2 separate regions of the Homo sapiens genome follow, and region 2 is linked to region 1. Evidence: chromatin loops called from intact Hi-C (ENCODE). Cell type or tissue: PC-3. All regions are shown on one strand. Links, peaks and the distances in the headings refer to the core of each region. The heading gives the core; the rest is flanking DNA.

Region 1 (6,314 bases), core at 1,162-5,161:
GCTTTTCCTTTTCAAATTGTTTCCTTGAATGCTGGAATATTTGCCCAGGAATGTGGTGGTAGCTGGCAGCAGACGTTCTGCCAGTGGAAGGGAATGGCCAGGAACTGGCCCTCCTCCCTCGTACCTGAAGCTGACATTGCTGTTATTTGTATCCTTCAAAGATACTAATGCAGGCGTGAGAACCATATATGGTATTTAGAACTTTTGTGAAATAAGTAGATTTTAGCTGCTCTTACCTCAAAAAATGTAACTATGTGAGATGATAAATACGTTAATTTGCTTCACTAGAGTAACCATTTTACTATCTATATGTCACCCATTACATCATGTTGTAAACCTCAGTTTTCCATAAAATTTATTTTAACAAAAGTTGAAGGAAACAATAAAAGTCCATTTTATAATGATAGATTATATCATATTTTTCAGTTGGCTGCACCATTTCAGGACATCCTGTTATCCCTGTAGCTGCTTCTAGGGTGTTTTTCTTCCCCCTCTTCCTTTTCTTTTGCTCTTCCTCCCCTCTCCCCTCTCTCTGCTTTCTTCCCTATAACTTTTGCCTCAAAGCCTTGTTCTCTGTTCCTGTCACCCACTCTTTGTTTTCTTGAGTGGCTGGGGTTTCCAAGGACCCCCAGCCACAGAGATTGCCATTCTTTCAAGGGACATTATTATCCTAAATGTCCACTGTCGATTTATCCAAGCACATTCCTGTGGAGACCACCTGTGGAACAAGTGACAGAGGCTGTCAGAAGTGACCTAATGGAAGCCTGGACACCCAGGCTACGGACAGTGACAGAAAGGGTTGCAGTGCGTATAACCAGAGTGAATGGCGTTTCATTATCCCACAGCCCACATCTGAGTGCTGGGTCCTCCACATAGTTCCTGTCAATCAAACCAGTTGGCATTGGATGAAGGCAATTCCAAAAATAGTGTCCTTTACTCATTTTGTATTTTCATTCCTACTGAGAAAATTCTGATTTTCGTCATTTAGTTTATTGCCCTAAATTCAAGAACATTCATTCCTCAGTAAGTACATGCTGAGTTTTTAGACTGATGTTTCTATATAAGTGATTCTTTGCAAAAATGGACTGTGATGTTTTGACTTTTTATTTAGCATATTTTAAAATCTATTTTAGATAGTTAATATATTTCTGGGAATGTGGAATATATTTTCTTTGTGAATAATTCCAATGCGATAGGCCATTTGTTGCTCCTGGGTTTTAAATGTTGATGTTTAGGGCTGAAGCTGCACACTTAGTCATGTGGGGCCCCCTGACCCTGTTTGCCATGTGGCTCATGGGCACCCTCAGGATCAATGATTTACATGAAGAACTCTAAGAATGTGTAAAACCTGTTGTATTAGTGATTATGGTTGATCTCAGTCAAAGGGTACAGTAGTACCCTTTACACTCCAGCTGTGGAAAAGGTGCATAGCTGGAGTCCAGGAGAGGCTAGTCACGAGCTTCTGATGGTCTCTTTCCAGTGGAGACACGTGGACAGTGCTTCTTCCCCCACAAGGATGTATGACAACATGCATAGGGTGTTGCCAACCAGGCGACTTCACCTGAGCCTTGGTGTCCTGAGTTTTTATTGAGAATTGACCACATAGACATGGCCAGACTAATCCAGAGAGGCCCAAGCCCTCAGCCATTAACCACATGGTTAGCCTAGACTATCTGTGTGGCCTAAAGCCCCCCCAAAACAAAGTCTCTCATCAGGCAGGACATTCTAAGGTCTTAGAGGTGACTTCCCAGGAACTTGGCAAAGGCAAGTCCTTTGCTTGGCAAGGGCCATGTTCATCCTTCACTGCAATTCTCCTCATACCTGGAGTTCTCTGGTGGCGGCTTTTTACCCCAGCTTCTCCCCTTCTTGTCTTGTGCATCCTCTGCAGAGCTGCCATATTCACCCTCCCAAAGTTTGCTCATCCTGACATCCCACTGAACCTTCAGTGACTCTGCCTTCCTTTGGATGAAGTCTCATCTCTTTCTCATGTTAACATTCCCTACAATCTGTGTGTCATCTACTTTTCCCATCTGTTAGCTGTCTGGAGTGCCTCTTTTGAGCTCTCCATGCTCTTGCATGTGAGTGATCTTGCAGGTAGTCATCGTGGCACATGCTGCTGCTAGCCGATGCTGGCTGCCTCCACACACTCCTGATGCCACCCTCCCTGCTCCTTGGCCTGCCACCTGGAATCCACCCTCCTGTTTACTTCCTTGTCTTCCTCCAGGGACTTGAGCATGAGGCCAGATTTCTGTCTGTGATTCTTATGGCATTGCAGTCCAGATTTTTACCTTTGTGGAATTGCTTTTTTTCACCTATCTCATTCAGTTTGCACTCCTGCAAACTCTTATCTTGGTGGGCTCCGTGGTGGGGTTTCCACCCAACTCCAGGGATGGTACCAGGAACTCATGCTTTAACTCACCATGGTGCTGGCGTAAATGGCTCTTCTCTTATACCTGATGACTTTCAGCTGTTCCTCCCTCATCTACTGTTTGTTTCACCTGCAATGCACCCACTAAAACATACTTCACTGTGTCTTTTAATATCCTCCTTATCTCCTCCTCATCCCTTAGAGCCCACATCACATTTCCCATTTTCAGAAATCTTTTCCTTGACTCTTCTGCCCATAAGTAACTTCTCTTTCCTCCAATTCATAGTATATACTGAACTACATAGCAGAAAAATCATATAGACAGCTCCTGAGAGTGTAATAGGTTCTTGTTTTGTCTTCTAAGCATCCACCATGTGTGGCCATGGGGCTGTGCTGTGCATGGTGATTAACGGAGGGACTGATGATGAGAGGCCTGTCAATTAAATGCCATGGCACTGGTCTAAGTCTTGCCTTTGGGAAATGCTGGCCCAGCAGTTCTTAGGTTTCTTGAACCTGTATCTTTTACGGTTTCTTTTCATCACTCCACTAAACTTTCTGATGCCAGGTGGTCTTGTCCATTTTTATTTCCAGTGTAATCTTACTGTTGTACGGTTTCTAAATTCAGCTCATAAGACTGGCCTGGCATGTTAATTTCTGCCATGTATCTGCAGGATAAAGGCTACCACTCAGCTCAACTTTGGTCTCCAAAATAATGCTTAAGTCTACATCTTACCTCATTCTGAGTAAGTTGGGCAGGGAGAAGGTTGCATATTTTAGCAGAAAGTCATGTGCTGATGAGCACTTAGTAAGTTATAATTGGTATTCAATCTTCTTCATGTAGTTCCATCTAGAGACAATTTGAAGAGTGTAGGTGGCCACAGGGCAAAACTTCTGGGAAAGAGTTACTGTTTGTAAATCAAAAGTGTCGTCAAGATAGTTCTGCACATATATGTTCATGGTGGCATTTTTTAAGAGGCAGAACTCTGAAAATTATGACTCAGAGGATTTCAGAGGTTGTTGGCACCAAGGTTAAAGCTAAGCTAAAAGAGAAAAGAATAAGGATAATATGGAATTGAGTCAAATAGAGAAATTTATATGTTTATAAAAAATAAGCAGTTTCTTATTAAATGGGTAGTTAACTGTCGCTTAAAAATTTTCCAACTTCCAGTCTGGAGTGAGCCTCTGGGGCTTTGTAGTTTCTTTGCCTTTCAGCTTTCTTCTCAGTTTTCTAGAAAATATGTCAGTGATTTATGATTAATGCATTGGCTAATTTATGACCTTGCTGGGAGAGGACACGGGGGCTCTGCTTCTGGACCTGCAAGAATCATTGTCTGTTCCTCTAGCTTGGCTCCAACTCAAGGCCTCTGCTTTGTCACTATCATTTCTGTTCCTGAGTGCACGTTCCCAGGCACACATGGGTGTGTTGGTGAGCACCCTGTCTTCCCCAGGCAAGGGCTGACCCTCAGGAGCAGAAAGTCCCAACATGGCTCACTTGGCTGACAAGCCCCCAGGCTGTTAAAATATCTTTTTCACTATTTATGTAAACACAGGCACAGTAACAACCCTTTCGGGTGGACACCCTTGAATCCTGCTGCTGAGACTGATTTCCTGTTTAGACATCAAACTCTGTAGGAAGCTGTGTTTTCCCCCAAGCCAAGAGAGCTCTGTCCTGTGGGTATTGCTTTTCCACAAGGAAGGGGCTGGGTTTTGGAGTCTGTTGGTTGCACCAGGACTGTCTGGCGGTCCAGGCTGTGGGCTGTCCATGCTGGATTCGGCAGGGATGTCTTCTTCCTGCAGTATTTGCTCTCTGGTTGTGTTACTGATTGTGAATTCTTGCAATGATCTTTTTGGCCCCAGTCTCTTTCATTTAAGAGACTGACCCATATTCTGCAGGTGTGGTTTTGCTGTCCAGCTGAGGGTTCACATCAGCTCATTTGTGACCTCACTGGGGGAGGCAGGAGACCTATTAGCCCTGTTTTTAATGTAGTTCTGAGACATGGGAACTTACAGAAATTGCCAGCTATTCATGGCGGTAACCAGAGGATCTGTCAAACTTTATTACTTACATTTCAACTCAGATCTAAACAACTACAAGGACATTTTAGTAATAATTGTTGTAAAATAGATTTTAGGACTGGAGAGAGGATGCTTGTGTATTCAAACATGCCATTTAATAAAGGAGTTTCAACTAACATATTTTGTTGCCACGCCCAAAGGTGATATTAGTGATGTTGTGTAAAAGAAATTGGCCACTCTGAGGAATATTTCTGAGACTGAGTGTGCTTCCCTGGCTCCTCTTTTGGCTTCAAGGATTTGCATCTGCACCTTCTCCTGTCCAAAGGATGATGTCACGGACTTTTGAGGACTCTGCTGGGACTGGAGGATTGGCCGTGCTGCACGATATGAGGGTGCCTGGGCTGCTGGGGCGTCTCAGGCAGGCATGTCCCAGTGTGTTGCCCTGGGTCACCCCCTTGCTTCCCATGAACATACCAAAGGCCCGTCCTGGAGGAAGGGAGACTCATAGAGAGGCAGTGCCACCTTGACCTGTTCCCTGGCCTCTGAACCCTAGGGCTTCCAAAATGGCACTTCAGCAGGTATAACATTTTATAAATTTCCAGCTGCTGTCGTTCAGTTCATTTTCTGCAGGCAGATGGCCTCGGATCATGACTGAAGCTGACCGTGTGGGAATCACTGCCTAGAGGGACAGCCAGAATGTTCTGGGAAGTTCTTTCTCCCATTTTCCCTTCTTCAGGGTGGCGAGGAAGAATGTCAGGGTGTTTCACATTTATAGCAGCCAGAAGCTGCCACCTGGGAAGTGTAGAGAAAAACCAGATGAATGAAGAGAACAGAAAAAAGCATGAGCCCTGAAATGCAGTATTTGAAGTCACAGGCATCCTTCACTGGTGATGAACACATTTCTCATATGGATCATAGATGGAAAGTCACCTATATTTTCAGCCTCTGGCATACATGTTTCTAGGGAGGCTGGCGTTTCGTGGTCATCTTTCCATCCAATGACAACATCAAGGTTTCAGAATTTTTGTATATGAAATTGAATGACGAGATTGGACAGGTTTACTTGGTTTTGGTAAAGTGGCTTGTTTTTCACGATGCATCATTCCTTTTCCTATAAAGCCTCATAATTGTGCACCTAATAAATCAGTATGTAAATAAAAATACAAACTCAAATTTCTAGCAGAGTTTGTGCTACTGCCTTTGTCTCCTGTTCTTGAATTGTATAAGGTACCATGTGTTCCAAAAAGTGGAATGAGTCATGAAAAGGATAAATTCATATAATGAATCTTAATTTAATTTTCAGACTGCTTTAGATAATTTCAGACTGGTTAAGATAATTTTGAAATAATGGTTCTTCTGGATGTTTTATGAGAGTTATTTCATCTGTTAACAGCATTTAAATGTTTTATTTCTCCTTTTCTGAAGAAAAAGAATCCATTAGTGCACATGATCCTGAACTAGGGTAGCATGATTGTGATGCCAAGCTGGCCTGCGTCACTGCTTTAATCCTACGTGGCCAAAGCAGCTTGCTCTGATTGTTTAGGACTTTAATGGAACTTCATAGAACTCATGACCAATGACCACATCCTCTTTTAAAATGGGTTGACAGGATCTCTCTATTTTCTTTTTTGAAGTGTTGGTGTGTGAGACTTGGGCTGGAGTGCCCACGTGGCTGTGGAGTCAGTGTGATTCATGATTGAGGAAACGCGTCCTCCATCCTCTCTCTCCTTGGTAAGTGAGACATCTAAATGGGAAGTGAAGAAACTAAAAAAATTACAGATTGAAATATTTTTGACAGCTTGTGAGCTTTACTTCTGTTATTAAAAATAAGAGTAGGCTGGGCTTGGTGGCTCACACCTGTAATCCCAGCATTTTGGGAGGCTGAGGCAGGCTGATCACCTGAGGTCAGGAGTTCCAGCCTGGCCAACAT
Region 2 (6,314 bases), core at 1,335-5,334, 52 kb after region 1:
GTATACATTTTTTGAGGAAGTAGTGACGGGATTTGCTTATGGTTTAGAGTGTTGTGTGGGGGAATTAGAGCAATCCAAAATGACTCCAGCTGTGATGGCGAAGACTCAGCCAGGAAGTAGACTGGGGAAGGGGGACCACCAGTGGTTTGCTTGATCCTGGTTAGTTGGGAGGCAATTCTTTGTCTCAGGTAGAGATGAAGAGGCAGATGAAGTTGCAGTTTCAGGCACAGGTTGAAGGTGATATGTACACTTATATTCACCAGCCGATAAATGTTATTTAAGTCATGGGACTGAATGAGCCCATCCTGCCCCTCTGCCCCTGCCTCAAGGACAGGAGGGCACATGACACGGACAAAGCCATTGCGTCATTTGCTGGATTAAATCCTGGTCAGTGAGGTCTCTGGTCCCAGGGTCAGTGAATGATGCTGCAGCTAGTTACTTAGTGAAATTTTCCTCTCTAAGAAAACACATTTTCAGGCCCGACAAGAAGTTAGTTAGTAGGAATAAATCATCAGCTTATTTCTTCAGCTGGATGACCTGTGTGTCTAGCATGACTCCTAATCCTTAGTCAATAGACAATCTTTGTAGAAGTGAGAGGACAGCAAGATGACCCTGGGTTTTAGGGCCAGGGACTTACCTGTTAAAATTTTACTTCTTCCATTTGGAAATGGGACCTCCTTGAGTCCTGTCTCCACATCTGCAAAATGGCAAAGGAATGAGAACACTTATCTTATAGGTCTATTTCAGGAAACCTGTAAAAGATGTTTGAGTAGTGTACATAACCTACTTTGGATTTTTTGCATCTTTTTTATTGTCTAGTTAGTGAAATCTTTGATTTTTATATGATATGTCTTGGTAATTTTTTCTTTTAGGATGGATTTCTTATTTTTATTTTTAATATACTCACCAAAAATGGTGATTAGTGCTCTAGAGGTCTGACTTTTTTTTTTTGAGATCAAAGATTGTGACAAACTCTAATTAACTCAAAGGTATCGGCATTGACATGTCTAATCCATTGGATTTAAAAGGTTTCATCAGATATACACCGTGTTATTCCTGACTAAAATCTGAAAACATCAGATCAGAAGCCTTTCTGCTAAATAGTTTATCTAAGTTTATTAGCAGTCTATTTACTGTAAATTTATCTGATAATATTTTAAGGTATTTGTATTTCTTAACCTAAAATTATTAATTCAGTAAGTTTCTTTCTGGTGTGAATTATAATATCCTCCTTTTTTGTCCTTTGACATTTCAAGTGGTTCCAGTGAATTATCTGTGCTGGAATAACTTATCTGACCCCCTCAGGGTTCATACATTTGGTGATATCTTCCGTCTGCTTTCATGTTTCCAGGCCCAGGGGACCCCCCTTTTTTTAAGTCTGTCTGGCTATAGTAATCCCTTCATCCCTTTGACCATTAATTGGACAATTATGACATTTAGAAAGGACATTTTTCAAAACCATGGGAATCTTTATATTTGGACCAGATGTTAAGAGAATTTTAAAAGAGGGATAAAACATCTGTGACAACGAATGGCAGAGTCATAGAAGAAAAGGGAACTTGGATGGCATTTTAATGGAAGTGCTAATATTGTAAAGAGGTACAGAGGTAAGGTAGAGAGGCACATGTGGATTTGCATTCTTTTTCTCCATCAATCCACTTCTCAGGTGTTGATTGTTTTTCTGCACTATGTCCAGTACTATCTGGAGACTGAGTTTTTAACAGCCTTGTTTTAGAAGGAGGCAGATACACAGGTAATTGTAGTTCAGGATGATAAAGGCTGTAACAGGAATAAGAATCAACGTACAGTGGGGCCAGATAGGGACGAGAGAAAAGTGGGAAAAAATTCATAGAAGGCTCCATAGAAGTGATGCTTAAGGGTTGGGATTAGCAGCAAGGAAACTCAACAACAACAACAAAAATGGCTGAAATTGCAGAGGTAAGAAATACAGGAGGTTGGTCAGGACAGAGAGGAGGGCATGGATTCCAGAGGAGGGCATGGGTTCTAAATGTGGGTAAGGGAAGGATTGTCAAGACACTCACAAAATGAGGAGTGAGTTTTGGTAAGATGGAGGAGGAGGGAATGGTGGGTATCCCTTGAGCTCTGAGTTGGCTGTCTGAGTGATGGTGTAGTTAGCTATGAGAGGAAGCAGACGCAAGGGAGACAGCTGATGAAGACAGATAATGAGGCCTGCTTTAGAGCAGTTACACTGGCTTTTATATGTAAATACCCCTATTTTGATGTATGAGTCTAGATTATATACAGAGGTTGGGGAGAGGATCTAGATTTGAGAGTCACCAGTTTTTAGAGACCATGTGAAATCACATGGGTTTGAAGAAAAGGGCCTCTGAGAACGTGTAGATGGAGAAAACAATGAACATTCAGAAGAGGTTGGAGTGTACTTTCATTCGAGGAGAATGCCAGATGTGAAATAAATACAGAGAGATTGGGGAGTTACAGAATCCAGGGAAGACAGGATGTCAGGAGATATTCAAGGAAAGGTCAGTGGTCACAAAGGCCATGGAGATATCTAGTTACATAAGCTTCCTGGATTTCACAAGCAGGAAGTAATCAGTGATGTTGACCAGACTGATGACAGTAGAAGGGTATCGTCTTTTCTTCCCACTGTGGTAGCATTGCTTTTCTGTGTTGGCATAGACTCCACATCTTGCAGTGGACGAAAGAGAAAATGGTGCTCCCTTCTTTTTTTTCTTTCTTTCTTTCTTTTTTTTTTTGAGACGGAGTCTCGCTGTGTCACCCAGGCTGGAGTGCAGTGGCGAGATCTCAGCTCACTGCAAGCTCCGCCTCCCAGGTTCATGCCATTCTCCTGCCTCAGCCTCCAGGGTAGCTGGGACTGCAGGTGCCCGCTACCATGCCCGGCTAATTTTTTGTATTTTTAGTAGAGATGGGGTTTCACTGTGTTAGCCAGGATGGTCTTGATCTTCTGACCTCATGATCCGCCCACCTCGGCCTCCCAAAGTGCAGGGATTACAGGCGTGAGCCACCACGCGCGGCCTATAACTGGAATATTTTAGTGTGTCCACATGAATTTTCTGCCCTGAGGAAACATCTCTAGGTAAATTCTTTAGAAATTGCCAAGGTAGTTACATTGCCTTGAAAGCCCATTATTTAAGTACTTTTTTCTTTTTCTTTTTTTTTTTTTTCTTAGAAAGGACTTTTGTTGCTTTAGCTGACACAGAAGTAGATTGAATGAACTTTCACTTAGTTTTAAAACCTGCTGACAGATAAAATTAATATTGCCTTTGTGTAAATAATAATTTTATCTAATGGACTTCATTTATTTTTATCGTTCCTCCAGGCGATCTGGAGCTAAACAAGGGGAAGAAGACAAAAGTATAATAACAATTCCCTTTGAAGGGAGATATAAAAGAAGGTCACTGGAGCCGAACCATTATTGAAATGTATAAAATAGTTTAATGTTTGCTTTTTTCCATTTTATATCATGAGGTCCTTTTATATAGCCATAAAATTCCATCTCCTCTGAGTTCAGATATGATGAAAATCTGTGGGTAACAAAGCCAACTTCTTCAGTTACCTGAAGGTGGCAGTGAGTAGTGTTTCTGGAGTTAAGAGTGGTCTGTGTTTCAGTAAGACATTCCTAAAGATGTTTCCCTAATTCATTTATGACAAACTTCTTTCAGCTGAAACTTGGCAATCGAGACACGTGGGTTAAAATAATATAAAAAAGATCTTGTTTCTTTAAAAGTGCACTATAAAAATTGAAGAGATGTGATATATTTGTGGAACATCCTGATTCCCCTTATGGGCTCAATGTAATAAGAAGAAACCTTTAATTTCACTGTATTTCCCAAATAATAAAATGTTCAGTTATCGTTTTTGAAAAAGATTAGAAGAATCTGTTTACTTGAACATTGCATTAACTTAAGTTTATTGTTTTATTGATTCTTCATTTAATTCCATTTCCTACACTGTACCTAGAATATCTGATACAACAGCAAGAAAAGAGCATAGATTCATTTAATACATTCCTTCTAGGCCTGAACACACCGTGGGCTTTGATTCTCCTGGATTGTTTATTCCTGTTTCATTGAACGCTCTACTTGAACCTCTTTAAAGATGACAGTCTCTATATTCCCCCATTCAGGAGGATTTCTTCCTTCTTTGTTTCTGACGACTTTGCTTCTATTCCTACTTCGATTTCATAAATATAAAAAGAGCTTTTTCTTTGTTTGACTACTCTGAGCTGTGATCTGGGAGTAGTGGGGCTAGTGTCCTCTTCATCCTCGCTCCTATCTTGGAAAGCTGTACCTTGTCCACCGAAGAAATCCTTCATTATGGCTGGTTTAATACAGATTAAGGATACCCCGAAGACACTGCCCGTTTTCATGCCTTAGGTTCATCCCTGATTATATTCACTAGAGACAAGGCTATGCTCCTGGTCTGGGGGTGATTCAGGTCATGTGACCTTGTGGCCATAAGTATGTGGTTTTAGAAGCCTGAGCAGAGAGCTTGGGCTGTAGAATATAAGCAGCCAGAAGGTAGCAGGACCCATCCTGATGTGGCCTGTCACTGCACCTTTGATCTCACATGCACTGTTTAATCTCTCTGAGCCCATAGCCTTCTCAGCTACAAAGAGGGAAGAGAGACTAGATGATTTATCTTTCCTCGTTCACCTTCCAAATTCTGGGAGTCCTTGACTCATTTCTTGTCTCAGATGTACCAAGGGCCTAAGCCACCTCACAATGGGCTCACTCAGTGGCAGGGGATGGGTGGATTATAAATGGTCCATAGGACACTAGCTCTGTTTTCTCAGGTTCATTCAGGCAGCCAATTCAGCATGTTGGAGCACATACACTTGGCATTGGGACTATGTGTAGATTGTTTACAATAAAAGAGAGAAGCAAAACTTAATCAAGACTTAGAAACAAAAGGTCTGGGTCTCTCCAAGGCAACCTTTCACGTGGAAGCAGTGGTGTGGCAGGCACTCTAATGTCCCATCTGGGTTTCTGGAAAGGAGCTGCCGCTGTGGCTGGTGTCAGCCACCATGGTGTGACCACGGAAGACAGTCTGCACCAGGAGCAGTGGGAGGACTAGACAGATGAGGGGCTCATGACATCAGCAAGGGTGCAGATGTGACTACTGAGTGTGCAAGGCTGCCTCTGAGGACCCTGGCAAGGTGAGAGGGACCACAGGGAAGGTCTTGCAGTGTGAGTAGTGGAGACAGATTAAGAAGGAGCTCATTCTCAGCTATTCCTCTAAAAGCATGATTTTTTTTTGAAAGGCAGAAGCTGAATACTGAGTTTTTCAATACGCAGAACTATTTACTGGGCAGCAGCTGACAATCATGCACTGGACCCCATCTTTGGCTCTGTCAGGGTGTGTAGGGCATGGCTTCGGGGTTGGTTTGTTTGCTGGAATGATTCTTTAGTATTTCTGCATTCAGTCTGGAAGGCGACTCTAGTTTCTGTGTGAGCAGTTCATCTGATCCCTTAAAACAGGGCTAAGAAATGGAAAGAACAAATGCAAAAACAAACATTTGAAAAGCACGTTCCAGCTGGGCGTGATGGCTCATGCCTGTAATCCCAGCACTTTGGGAGGCTGAGGTGGGCAGATCACGAGGTCATGAGTTCAAGACTAGCCTGACCAACATGGTGAAACCCTGTCTCTACTAAAAAAACAAAAATTAGCCAGGTGTGGTGGTGTGTGCCTGTAATCCCAGCTACTCAAGAGGCTGAGGCAGGAGAATTGCTTGAACCCGGGAGGCAGAGGTTGCAGTGAGCCGAGATCATGCCGTTGCACTCCAGCTTGGGCAACAGAACTAGACTGGACTCTGTCTCAAAAAAAAAAAAAAAAAAAAGCGCTTTCCAACTCCTTCTCCTGCAAATCCTGGATGTTTTGTTTTTTTACATTATGACAATCTGTAACTGTTCCTAATTAAGAGACACACATGCAGCAATCGCTTCAGCCTTTTGGTACTAAGGATTGTCCTGCTGTGGCATGCATGGGACAGGACTTCCTGAGACATCTCTGAGGCCACCTCACTAGGTCAGCTCACTCACCTGACTCCTTTGTCCTTTTGCCAAAGCAAGTCTCTAATGCCATCAAGTAGGGGATGGGCGCAGGAGGGGTTTGTGGACTCTCTGGACTATACCAACAGATTAGGCTATATCCATCTTTATGATAGGCCTATAGCTCAGAAGAAACCCAGCCTCCTCTGAAAAGTACATTAAGCTTATGTTGGATCTGTTTTTACTAATAACTGGTTAGACACTGTTCCCTAAGCAAAATGCCTCATGGAAGCTTTTATTCCTTTGATTTCTTTTTTATCTGAC

Evidence for each region. A loop is a pair of places that touch in the nucleus more often than their neighbours do. Peaks named below come from ENCODE experiments on the same cell type or tissue, not always from the same donor. Only the 100,000 strongest peaks of a DNase experiment are listed, where the experiment ranks them.
Region 2: it touches region 1 in a loop (2.6-fold over the local background); 1 of 110 quality-filtered maps calls a loop at or near these places.

What each region holds. Positions count from the first base shown.
Region 1 is chr5:9,437,557-9,443,870 of GRCh38, reverse strand. It overlaps SEMA5A (semaphorin 5A), which reads left to right. Exons shown (of 23, transcript NM_003966.3): 2 at 6,019-6,115. Among named protein-coding and RNA genes, the nearest start is that of SEMA5A-AS1, 71 kb to the left of the region's middle. In PC-3, for the core only: no CTCF peak of the experiment used is centred there; DNase peaks (open chromatin) are centred at 3,170 and 3,680; H3K4me3 peaks cover 1,008 bases; H3K27ac peaks cover 3,417 bases.
Region 2 is chr5:9,385,320-9,391,633 of GRCh38, reverse strand. All of the region lies in intron 2 of SEMA5A (semaphorin 5A), which reads left to right. Among named protein-coding and RNA genes, the nearest start is that of SEMA5A-AS1, 120 kb to the left of the region's middle. In PC-3, for the core only: CTCF peaks have their summits at 3,359 and 3,559 (motif pointing right); no DNase peak of the experiment used is centred there.